Linked DNA regions of Homo sapiens: region 2 is linked to region 1. A link is a loop called in an ENCODE intact Hi-C map of the cell type or tissue named here. Cell type or tissue: OCI-LY7. All regions are shown on one strand. Links, peaks and the distances in the headings refer to the core of each region. The heading gives the core; the rest is flanking DNA. Region 1 overlaps LINC02613 (long intergenic non-protein coding RNA 2613). Region 2 holds the start of LOC105374468 (a long non-coding RNA gene).

Evidence for each region. A loop is a pair of places that touch in the nucleus more often than their neighbours do. Peaks named below come from ENCODE experiments on the same cell type or tissue, not always from the same donor. Only the 100,000 strongest peaks of a DNase experiment are listed, where the experiment ranks them.
Region 2: it touches region 1 in a loop (4-fold over the local background); 4 of 110 quality-filtered maps call a loop at or near these places.

Annotation. Positions count from the first base shown.
Region 1 is chr2:38,463,217-38,468,592 of GRCh38, forward strand. All of the region lies in intron 4 of LINC02613 (long intergenic non-protein coding RNA 2613), which reads right to left. Among named protein-coding and RNA genes, the nearest start is that of LINC01883, 35 kb to the left of the region's middle. In OCI-LY7, for the core only: CTCF peaks have their summits at 2,750 (motif pointing left) and 2,949; a DNase peak (open chromatin) is centred at 2,705; H3K27ac peaks cover 391 bases.
Region 2 is chr2:38,406,304-38,411,679 of GRCh38, forward strand. LOC105374468 (a long non-coding RNA gene) reads left to right here and starts at 2,416. Exons shown (of 3, transcript XR_939974.3): 1 at 2,416-2,675; 2 at 2,790-2,880. RefSeq lists an enhancer at 369-1,008. In OCI-LY7, for the core only: no CTCF peak of the experiment used is centred there; DNase peaks (open chromatin) are centred at 1,178, 2,528 and 3,388; H3K4me3 peaks cover 3,099 bases; H3K27ac peaks cover 4,892 bases.

The sequences.
Region 1 (5,376 bases), core at 148-5,147:
CCGCCTCATGGGTTCAAGCAATTCTCCTGCCTCAGCCTCCCAAGTACCTGGGATTACAGGTGCACACCCCCACGCCTGGCTAAATTTTGTATTTTTAGTAGAGACGGGATTTCACCATGTTGGCCAGGCTGGTCTCGAACTCCTGACCTCAAGAGATTCACCTGCCTCGGCCTCCCAAAGTGCTGGGATTACAGGCATGAGTCACCACGCCCGGCCCCCAATTCTGTGAAATTCCATATGACAATATTTTTTTCTGGGAAGGCCAAAGCTGTGATTTGGTAGAAGGAGTGGAGGACTCGCAGCTGGAAGAGCTGCCAACCACTTCACTTTCCAAAGTATTGCAAACCATGAAAGTGTGAGTTCTAACTCCACATTTCAGAGAGCTGATTAACCTCCTGAGCTGTGGTCTCCTTGTATGTAAAGTGCAGTTCACACCTCCAACAAATATCTGCTGAGCACCTACTGTATGTCGGACATTGTGCTAGGCACTAGCAACACAACTATGAGCCCTTCCTGACCCTCAGGGATTGGTAAACTACGGCCAGGGACTGTCTCTGCACCCAACAAGTTAAAAATGTTTTTCATATTTTTGGATTTGTGAAAAAAATCAAAAAGAATGTTTTGTAATTTGTGAAAATGTATATAAAATTCCAGTGTCAGAGTCCATAAATCATCTGTTATTTGAATACAGTCACATTCGTTAGTCTATGCATTGTCAATGGCTGCTTCCAGACCACAGTGGCAGAGCTGAGCAGTTGTAACAGAGACCATATGGCCCCCAAGGCCAAAAGTACTTACTATCTGGCTCTTTACAGAAAAAAAAATTTTTAAAATTGGCTGACCCTTGGACCAAAGGAAAAAAAACAAGGTAATTGCAGATTCAGAAAAGTTCTATGACATTTAAAAGGTAGGGACCGGGTGCGGTGGTTCATGCCTGTAATCCTAGCACTTTGGGAGGCCGGGATGGGCGGATCACTTAAGGCCAGGAGTTCGAGACCAGCCCGGACAACATGGTGAAACTCCGTCTCTACTAAAAATATAAAAATTAGCCAGGCATGGTGGCACGTGCCTGTAGTCCCAGCTACTTGGGAGGCTGAGACAGGTGAATCGCTTGGACCCGGGAAGTGGAGGCTGCAGTGAGCTGAGATTGCACCACTGCACTTCAGCCTGGGCAACAGAGTGAGACTCCGTTTCAAAAGACAAAAAAGAAAAGAAAAGAAATTTAAAAGGTTGGGGGGCGGGTGGAATTTTTCAAGGCTGTTATGAAGGTGGCAATTAAAGCGCCTAGAGAGGACACTCTGTTAACTTCCACAACTGGAGTATTTGCAGGTCCTACTGGCCCAACCTGGTACCAACCAGTTGAAAATAATGGGTGTGTCCAGAACGTCACTGGTTCCTGACCTCCGATCCCACTCAAGTCCTGCGGATGCTCTGCGCTGCGCTCTCAGGCTGCCCTCTGGGGATACACCTGTGTGCACGCCAAGGGTGCTGCTTCCACTACACCAGTGGTGTAGGTGCCAACATGGAGTTACACCTCTGCTGCCCTCACACTCACAGAGATGCTTTGCTGCACAGCGGGGTGAGGACAATGACCCTCTCCTCCACTCAGTATCCCTGAAGTTACTTTGGAACCTAAGCAGATAGCTGTGGCCTCTGTCTCCCTGACGCCCTGCGGAAATGGCTCCTTTAGTCCTTCCCTGCTGCCACCTGCCACTGGACTGGAAGACAAGGTCAGGGATTGGCACTGCATTTTTTCTATGCAAAATTCTTCCCCCGCTTCCTCTCTTCCTATGTTGTCTTCCCCCTCTCCTTCTCCCATGTAAATGCCCCATGTAAATAGATGCCTGTATGGACTAACGAAGCAGTGTCCTCTGGCTGTGTAATCTGCTGTATAATTCATATGATATGACATTATCAGCATTTCCTAATCTCCCTCTTAGTTGGCCACCCAGCCCCTTATCTTTATCCTACCCCAACTCCCTCACCCAGAGATACACAGTCCAGTATTTGTTGATTTGAATTGACGGAACTTGGGGCCCGGCAGTTCAGGCAGTCAGTCCCAGTCTCCTTGGCCCCTTCGAGTCATCAGACGGGACCCAGGCAGATCTGTGAGTGCATCAGTCCTGGACCAGTCTCTAGGTGCTCAGCGTGCTGCGGGAGATCTGGGTGTCTGGGGAGGGACCACACAGCAGGATCAGAACCTTGAAGGAGGCTCCTGCCCCTGGTGGCCTGCAGGGCATGCTGGCCTGCCCTGAGCTTCTGCTTGTGGCCCCGACATCCTGCCACTTCTTGCCTGTCTCTCTGCATAGGCTCTGACTGGGGTATCATGCTGTGAAGGGTCCACCAGGCCCTGTGCCACCAACTAGGCCTTCTCACAACCATTACTTAAGCTTACCTGAACTTCACATGCCCCCTGGACCTTGCACCTGTGTGTCCAGGCTGGGTCAGCACCTTGCATTGTTCTCTCCTCACCCCTGCTTGAGCTTCCTACCCCTAACTTAAAAAAAAAAAAATCTTCAGCTACCTTCTTTAGCCCAGAAACTCTCCTCAGCTTGCATGAGAGAGGGGTTAGGCACAGAACAACCCTGTTGTTCTGATGGGTTAACTTCAGTCTTTCCCAGGCCAGCTTCCTCCCCTTACTCTGAGGGGCCTGTGCCACCAAGGTCCCAGCGTGGCTCAAGGCTCAAGCTCACTTAACCACCATAGCAGCTGGTATCACCGCTTGGCTCCCTCTACTGGAGCAGAACAAAAGTTAGGGAGACAGGTGGAAGGGGCAACTATTAACACACATTGCACTATCTCTCGGTGGGCTCAGAAACTGGGGTAGGCCCAAACTAATGGGACAAGGCATCCAGTTACCATTAGGTGGAAAGACAGGCGGTGGCAGTGGGAGGATGACAGGCCAGTCCAGCGCCCTTCAGCAGGGCAATGTCTATATTCTTCATTTATATACCATTTGTTCTTTTTTTGTTTTGTTTTGTTTTTGTTTGTTGTTTGTTTGTTTGTTTGTTTTTGAGACCAAGTCTCACTCTGTTGCCCAGGCTGGAGTGCAGTGGTGCGATCTCAGCTCACTGCAACCTCCACCTCCCAGGTTCAAGTGATTCTCCTGCCTCAGTCTCCTGAGTAGCTGGGATTACAGGCGCCCACCACCACGCCTGGCTAATTTTTGTATTTTTAGTAGAGACGGAGTTTCACCATGTTGGTCAGGCTGGCCTCGAACTCCTGGCCTCGTGATCCGCCCACCTCGGCCTCCCAAAATGCTGGGATTACAGGTGTGAGCCACCGCACCTGGCCATCTCTGTTCTTTTAAGGAGGCAAGAAAGTAAGAACAAAGGGACAGAAGAAAATGTACACACAGGACTGCCAAGCAATCCTTCTCTGCTTCTCCTTCCAAGCATGTGATGTGTCCAACTCCCTCATCTCTCTGTCCCTGCTAACCAGGATAGGATTATTTTAAGTAGGTGAAAAATGTCTTTGACCATGTAAGGCCTCCTGAAACTCTAAAACCTGTTTTGTAAGAGTCTGTGCTCATTTTAATTTAATTAGCAAACTTGGAATTGCTCACACTGCTTTCTGATTCTGCAAGATTCATGAAAATGTATGCAAAATGTTATGGGGAATTGGTAAACTATGGTACTCTGTGTCTGTACAGCAATGCCCTTAAAAAGCAAGCTATCTGAGGCTGGTGATCAGGCAAGCTTCAGAACAATTCTCCCACTGGGTGGGAAGTTGGATGGGTGGCTTCCAAGGTTGCTTCTAACTCCAAGATGTTACGACACTAAGGTTAATGGACACTGAAATGCAGGCCAAGAAAAACCATCTAACGTGAGGGGTTAAAAAAAGACTTGACAATGTTTTTTACCCAGAACACGGTGAGCTGAAACATTTCCAGCTAGGGCTGTCAACAAAGAATGTGTTTGCAAAACATTCAGAAATTAAAGTAAACTTCAGCAGGCAAATGATAAACCTTCCCTAAAAAGGTAATCACATGGTGAGTGACCAGATTTTGGATGTGGTCCAAAATGCTTTCACATTTTTAACTCCAAATGGGCTGGGGCACTTGCTTTGAGGGTCAAAAACATGAGAAGTTAGGATAATTGCCTCCTACTCAGCAGGCAGCCGTGGGAAAGCTGTGAGAAATAAAGTACCTGGTGGCGACTCCGAAAAGCCAGCCAACCCCTGAGGATTGTGGTGCAGGAAGAAAGGGGCATAGAGTGGGCACACAGCGGTCCCAGAGCCATAGGAAAAGGAGGTCCCGGGGATACCAGGGCACCCCTCAGTCCAGCTGCCGATGCCCTGGCCAGGGGGCAGTGTGGGTTGCTTTGCCATCCTCCTTTCTCCCGGATGCTATTCCAGCCAGTACAGCACCACATCTGGAAAAGTCCTCATTCCATTGAGGCTCAGACTCTTCAACCACATCAAACTCTACCTTTTATTGGGGTGTGGAGGAGCTTTGGTTTTGGCTATATCTGCTTTACAATTTTTTTTCATTGTGAAATAGATCATATTACAAAAGAATGTGCATAACGTATATGTCCAGCTTAAAGAATAATAATAAAAACCAGATACACATATCCACACCACCCAGCTTAAGGAATTGAACATTGCCAATACCATGAAGCTCACTCCATGCCCACCCTTCCCAATTGTCTTGCTCTCCCTTCCCAAACCCTGGGGCAAGCCACTGACCTGACACAGGTGTTACTCATTCCCTGGCTTTCCTTTATAGTTTTAATCCATTTGTTGTGGATCCCTAACCAATATACTGCTTAGTGGTGCCTTTTGTGAATTTCATGTGACAAAGCCATGCTAATTGTAACCTTCTTAACATGCTGTCTTTGCTCAACAGTATTTTTGAAATTTGTTCATGTTGATGAGTGTAGCTGTAGTTTATTTGGTTTCTTTGCTATATGGGATTTCATTATGCCAAAATTTCTTCGTTATTCTGTTACTTATGAATATCTGGGTTGTTTCCTTTTTTAGCTATTATAGACAATGCTACTATGCACATTCTTGTACACATCTCCCATAGAGTATGTGCAAGAATTCCCCTCGGGCACAGCTACTCACAGTGTAGCTGGCAGACTCACTGCTGGTGCCCAAACTTTTATTGTTTTACAACAAGGTCAGGAGCTTGAGCCAGGATGTAAAGCAGCTACATCATTCAATTCACCATTTAGTTCAACTGCTACTTTTTTTCATAGCAGGACTTCCTTTCAAAGGAGCAATTGGGCCGGGCCCGGTAGCTCACGCCTAAAATCCCAGCACTTTGGGAGGCCGAGGTGGGCTGATTACTTGAGTTCAGGAGTTCAAGATCAGCCTGGACAACATGGTGAAACCCCATCTCTACTAAAAATACAAAAATCAGCCAGGCAT
Region 2 (5,376 bases), core at 87-5,086, 57 kb before region 1:
CATAGCAGAGGAAGAACTGGCAGCAAAAGACTTTTCCCCAGGAAAATTGCTGTGCGATCATATAATCAGGCCTGCCTTCAACTTGGAATATTTTGGACAAACACCAAACAGAGATTCAGAGGTGGCTTCACTGTAAAGCTAATGAAGCATTATCTTCAGGGTGCTTCACTTGTGCAAGCCCTTTCCGAGGCCCTGGGAGGCACCCCAGCTTCTTGTAATCAAATTTTGCATTTTTTCTTTAAAAGAACTTTCCCCAAACCTGCCCCTCCACCCTTGAATACATCCAAATGTCATTGCAAATTTCTGACCTTCAGCAACAAGTCAGTACCTAGAGGTTTGTAAATACGCTTCCTTTGGTAGGCTCAGAGTCCTTCCATCCAGCACAGAAAGTCTGACATTGACGTACATATCTTTTTTACTTTTTATGTTTTTGAGACGGAGTTTCGCTCTTGTTGCCCAGGCTGGAGTGCAATGGCGCAATCTCGGTTCACCGCAACCTTGGCCTCCCGGATTCAAGGGCTTGTTCCCTTGGGGGAAAACAAAACAAAACAAAACTCTTCCTGAAGTCCCAACCAGAAGCAAAACTTTCCCAGCCCTGTCTCAGGCCATTTGTCTGTCAGGCCTCTGGATGGTGGAGTTGGTCTCAGTGTTTACTAAACAAACCAATGTGGTTATCCCATGGAGATCTGAAAGAGAAAGACAAAAAATTAGCATAAATACAAGGCCACCTATTCAATTAAAGCTGCAAACCAGGGCAGCTAGAAAGCTGAATATAAAACAGTCAGGGAGAGTTTTAATACAAGTGAGTTACATAACTTGAGACATGCTTGAGACTCAAACAAAGGCATTCTTATCTCAAGGTTAAAGGAAGGAAGGAAGACCAGCAACAGTTTCCAAGCACTTTTCCTATAAACTTTCTACCAACAATGAGACTCAACAGTTGGGAACTGGCGGGGGTGGGGAGGACAGAAACCTCCACAGCTAATCATTCCTTTGGGTTAATTAGGACGTCCTCTGCATAAGGTGTGGTTCCCTACTGGTGGTGGAGTCACAGGCTTTCAAAATTATCACCATTTCACAACCCAGGAACTGCTCCAGTTGGAAGCAACCTTTGAGACCATATGGCCAACCCCCTCCTGTTACGGATAAAAAACACCAAAGGTCATTCAGCTAGTTACTACAGAACAGGGACTAGAACCCTTGTGGTCCAGGCCAGTGCCACTTCCACCCCTGTGCCTGCACCTTCAGACACATCCACAGACCATCTGTCAGCAGCCCACGGCTGGGAGGGCAACTGAGTATAGCCTCTCCAACAAATTTGCTGGTGCTAGACTTGACCCTCCTTCCCTGAAGCCTTCCCTTTCTCCTGTTTTTTTTCCTCCTCTCTTCTTTCAGCCCTCTTTTCTTTGTTCACCTGCATCTATGTCCTCAACCCACTGATGGCATAAAGAGGTCCCTAAGCATTGTTTTAATTTGCCAGTGGCACTGGGAGGCGCTGGGATCTGGGGACAAAATGTTTCCTCCAGGCCAACTCCTGGAAGAGGTCAACTCCCTCTTTTCCATCTCTTCCAGCCTAAGCCTTGAGAATCAGTGACAGAACAAGGAGTTAAAAAGCATAAAATTCCTGATCCTAGTCAAAGACTGTTGAAAGTCAACTTCACAGCTCTTGTGGGCTTTAATTCTCCATTAATAGAAATCTTTAAGGAAATGTTGATGCATTTGTAGTACTTGAGTGTGACCCTTCTATGAATGTTTTTACCAGAAAACTGTTTCAGGCAAAACCTTCCACAAAATAATTACATTTTTGTAGGTTATTCTTTTTTTTTTTTTTTTTGAGATGGAGTCTCGCTCTGTCGCCCAGGCTGGAGTGCAGTGGCACGATCTCGGCTCACTGAAACCTCTGCCTCCCGGGTTCAAGCAATTCTTCTGCCTCAGCCTCACGAGTAGCTGGGATTACAGGCATGTACCACCACACCCAGCTAATTTTTGTATTTTTAGTAGAGATGGGGTTTCACTATCTTGGCCACGCTGGTCTTGAACTCCTGACCTCATGATCCACCCACCTTGGCCTCCCAAAGTGCGGGGATTACAGGCATGAGCTACCGCGCCCAGCTTTTGTAGGTTATTCTTTAAAACTCAACAACTTTCAATCAGACACGAAGTCCTAACAGTGGACATATTAAAAAGAGAAATACATGGAGGCAGGACCTTCCTGATACCCTTTAGGTCATAACTTTGAACAGTCCAGTCTACTTCCTGTGGCTAAAAGGGGAAATCGGACCTGCCCAATACCCCTATGCCAACATCGGGGAGCAGAGTCCATTCCTAGTGTCCATCACTTGCCCTGGCAGGGGAACTCTTTTTTTTTTTTTTTTTTTGAGACAGAGTCTCACTCTGTTGCCCAGGCTGGAGTGCAGTGGTGCAATCTTGGCTCACCGCAACCTCTGCCTCCTGGGTTCAAGCAATTCTTCTGCCTCAGCCACCCGAATAGTAGCTGAGACTACAGGTGCATGCCATCATGCCTCGCTAATTTTCGTATTTTTAGTAGAGACGGAGTTTCACCATGTTGGCCGGGCTACTCTCAAACATCTGACCTCAAGTGATCCACCCACCTCGGCCTCCAAAAGTGATGGGATTACAGGTGTGAGCCACTGCACCCGGCCTGGAACTCTTCCGTGAGTGTCACTAACATTTCCCATGTTGTGGTCTGAGGTCACACCCTCTGGTGCTGTCCTCCATGGGGATGTGCAACACTTCTCATACCCTCTGTTTCCTCTCTTTTGTTATAGATGAAGGGGAAGAAAAAGATAAAACCAAACACAGCCCAGAAATTCTGGCATACAAATCAGAAAAGAACTACTTCTTAGCCACCTGTGCCAGGTAGGTGGGTGGATTATAGATTTAAATCCAGCAGAATGTGGTCCAAACTGGTTCTACAGACAATGAAGTGGTTCTTTGTTTGGGGGACCTGCCAGGCCAGGTTAAAGTTGGAGACAGGCTCTTCTAGGGTTGGTAGGCTCCCAGAAGTGTTGGGATTACACAACCCCTCACTGGATGTACAGGCAGAACTGGCAGGCTCGCTGGAACAGAACAAAGCCTTGGGAGAGAAGTTTTTTTTCCTGCAACTCTGCCAGCATCCCTAAGTATTCTGGCTCTAGATCTGGGGACTTTAAATGACAAAATGATAAGTCTAAAATTTATTTTGCAGTTCCAGAGAAAATTGTAAGACTCTTTATGGGCTAGAGAATTTTACAAGTCTTACTTGTGAATAATTGACTTTTCCAAAATTCTGTAACGTCAGCAAAGCATGCCACAGAGAATGAAAATGTGTGTTTCTATGGGGCCAGGTCCTGCACAGTTTCATTTCTCTTTCTTGAGCCATGATTGTCTTAAATTTGCATTGAAATAAAGGGCACCAGCATCAAACTGGGTGGCTGTTGCTGGGTTGTTTTGCATTTTTCCATCATCTTATTTGGAAAGCAATGAGACCTTTTTCAATCCTTTGGGCTTCCTCCAAGTGGAATGGTCTTTTAGATCTAGTGTCTTTTGGGGTAAGTAATGAGCCCAAGAGAAAACATAGAGTGAGTGTGAGCATGTGTTTAAATTTTCTAGTGCTGTTTTTAGAGCAATTCAAGAATGAAATCTCCCCAGGGTGCCCAACTGCTCTCAGAATGCAAACCCACACAAAGAGCCAGAGAGGGAGAAGGGATGCTTAAAACAGAGAGGGAGGCTCCTCTTCAGGGACATCCAAGGCTTGGGCCTGGTGGCTTCCTTTTTTTCCTTTTTCTTTTTTTTTTGAGACAGAGTCTCACTCTTTCGGCCAGGCTGGAGTGCAGTGGTGCAGTCTTGGCTCACTGCAACCCCATCTCACAGGTTCAAGAGATTCTCCTGCCTCAGCCTTCTGAGTAGCTGGGATTACAGGCATATGCCACTACTGCCCGGCTAATTTTTGTATTTTTAGTAGAGATAGGGTTTCACCATATTGGCCAAGCTGGTCTCAAACTCCTGACCTCAGGTGATCCAGCCGTCTCGGCCTCCCAAAGTGCTGGGATTACAGGCCCGGCCAGGCCTGGTGGCTTCTGATTGCACTTCTAGAAGCCACCATCCACCTTTACTGCGTGTAGCCAAAGGAAAGCACCATAGCGCATCTCCATGGTGTTTCCTCATGGATGTTGTTGAAAACGGGTTGTATTCATTATGCAAGATGTCTTTATGAGGGTTCTCAGGATAAATTTCGTTTTGGTCCTGATACCAAGGATAGACATACTTTTCTTGAGCAATTATGCTACCTTTCAGGATTTTAAAAGATATGCAAGCAGTCTTCAGAACCCAGCCACATATTGTGGATAGATCCCCACCCAGATCCTAGTTCAAGAGGCCTGATCCCAGCCCAAAAGCAAATCCCTGGATCTGAGTTTCTGTTGACATATCATTCATTCAACAATAAATCTTTTATTATTATTATTATTATTATTATTATTATTATTATTATACTTTAAATTCTATGGTACATGTGCACAAAGTGCAGGTTTGTTACATATGTATACAGGTGCCATGTTGGTGTGCTGCACCCATTAACTTGTCATTTACATTAGGTATACCTCCTAATGCTATCCCTCCCCCCTCCCCCCACCCCATGACAGGCCCCAGTGTGTGATGTTCTCCTCCCTGTGTCCAAGTGTTCTCATTGTTCAATTCCCACCTATGAGTGAGAACATGCGGTGTTTGGTTTTTTGTCCTTGCGATAGTTTGCTGAGAATGATGGTTTCCAGCTTCATCCATGTCCCTACAAAGGACATGAACTCATCCTTTTTATGGCTACATAGTATTCCATGGTGTATATGTGCCACATTTTCTTAATCCAGTCTATCATTGATGGACATTTGGGTTGGTTCCAAGTCTTTGCTATTGTGAATAGTGCCACAGTAAACATATGTGTGCATGTGTCTTTATAGCAGCATGATTTATAATCCTTTGGGTGTATACCCAGTAATAGGATGGCTGGGTCAAATGGTATTTCTAGTTCTAGATTATTTAGGAATCGCCACACTGTCTTCCACAATTTTTTTTTTTTTTAAGATAGGGTCTTACTCTGTTTCCCAGGCTAGAATGCGGTGGCATCATAGCTCACTGCAGTCTTAGACTCCTGACCTCAAGCAATCCTCCTGTCTTGGCCTCCCAAAGTGCTGGGATTACAGAATTGAGCCACTATGCCCAGCCCATTCAATTAATCCTTCATATGACAAATATATATAAAGTACCTATTATGTGGCAGGAGATATAGTTGTAAACACGACAGGCAAAATAAATCCTTATTTTCACGTTTGCAATCTAGAGGGGTTAACTCTGCTGGATGCACTTGAATTTGTAGATATG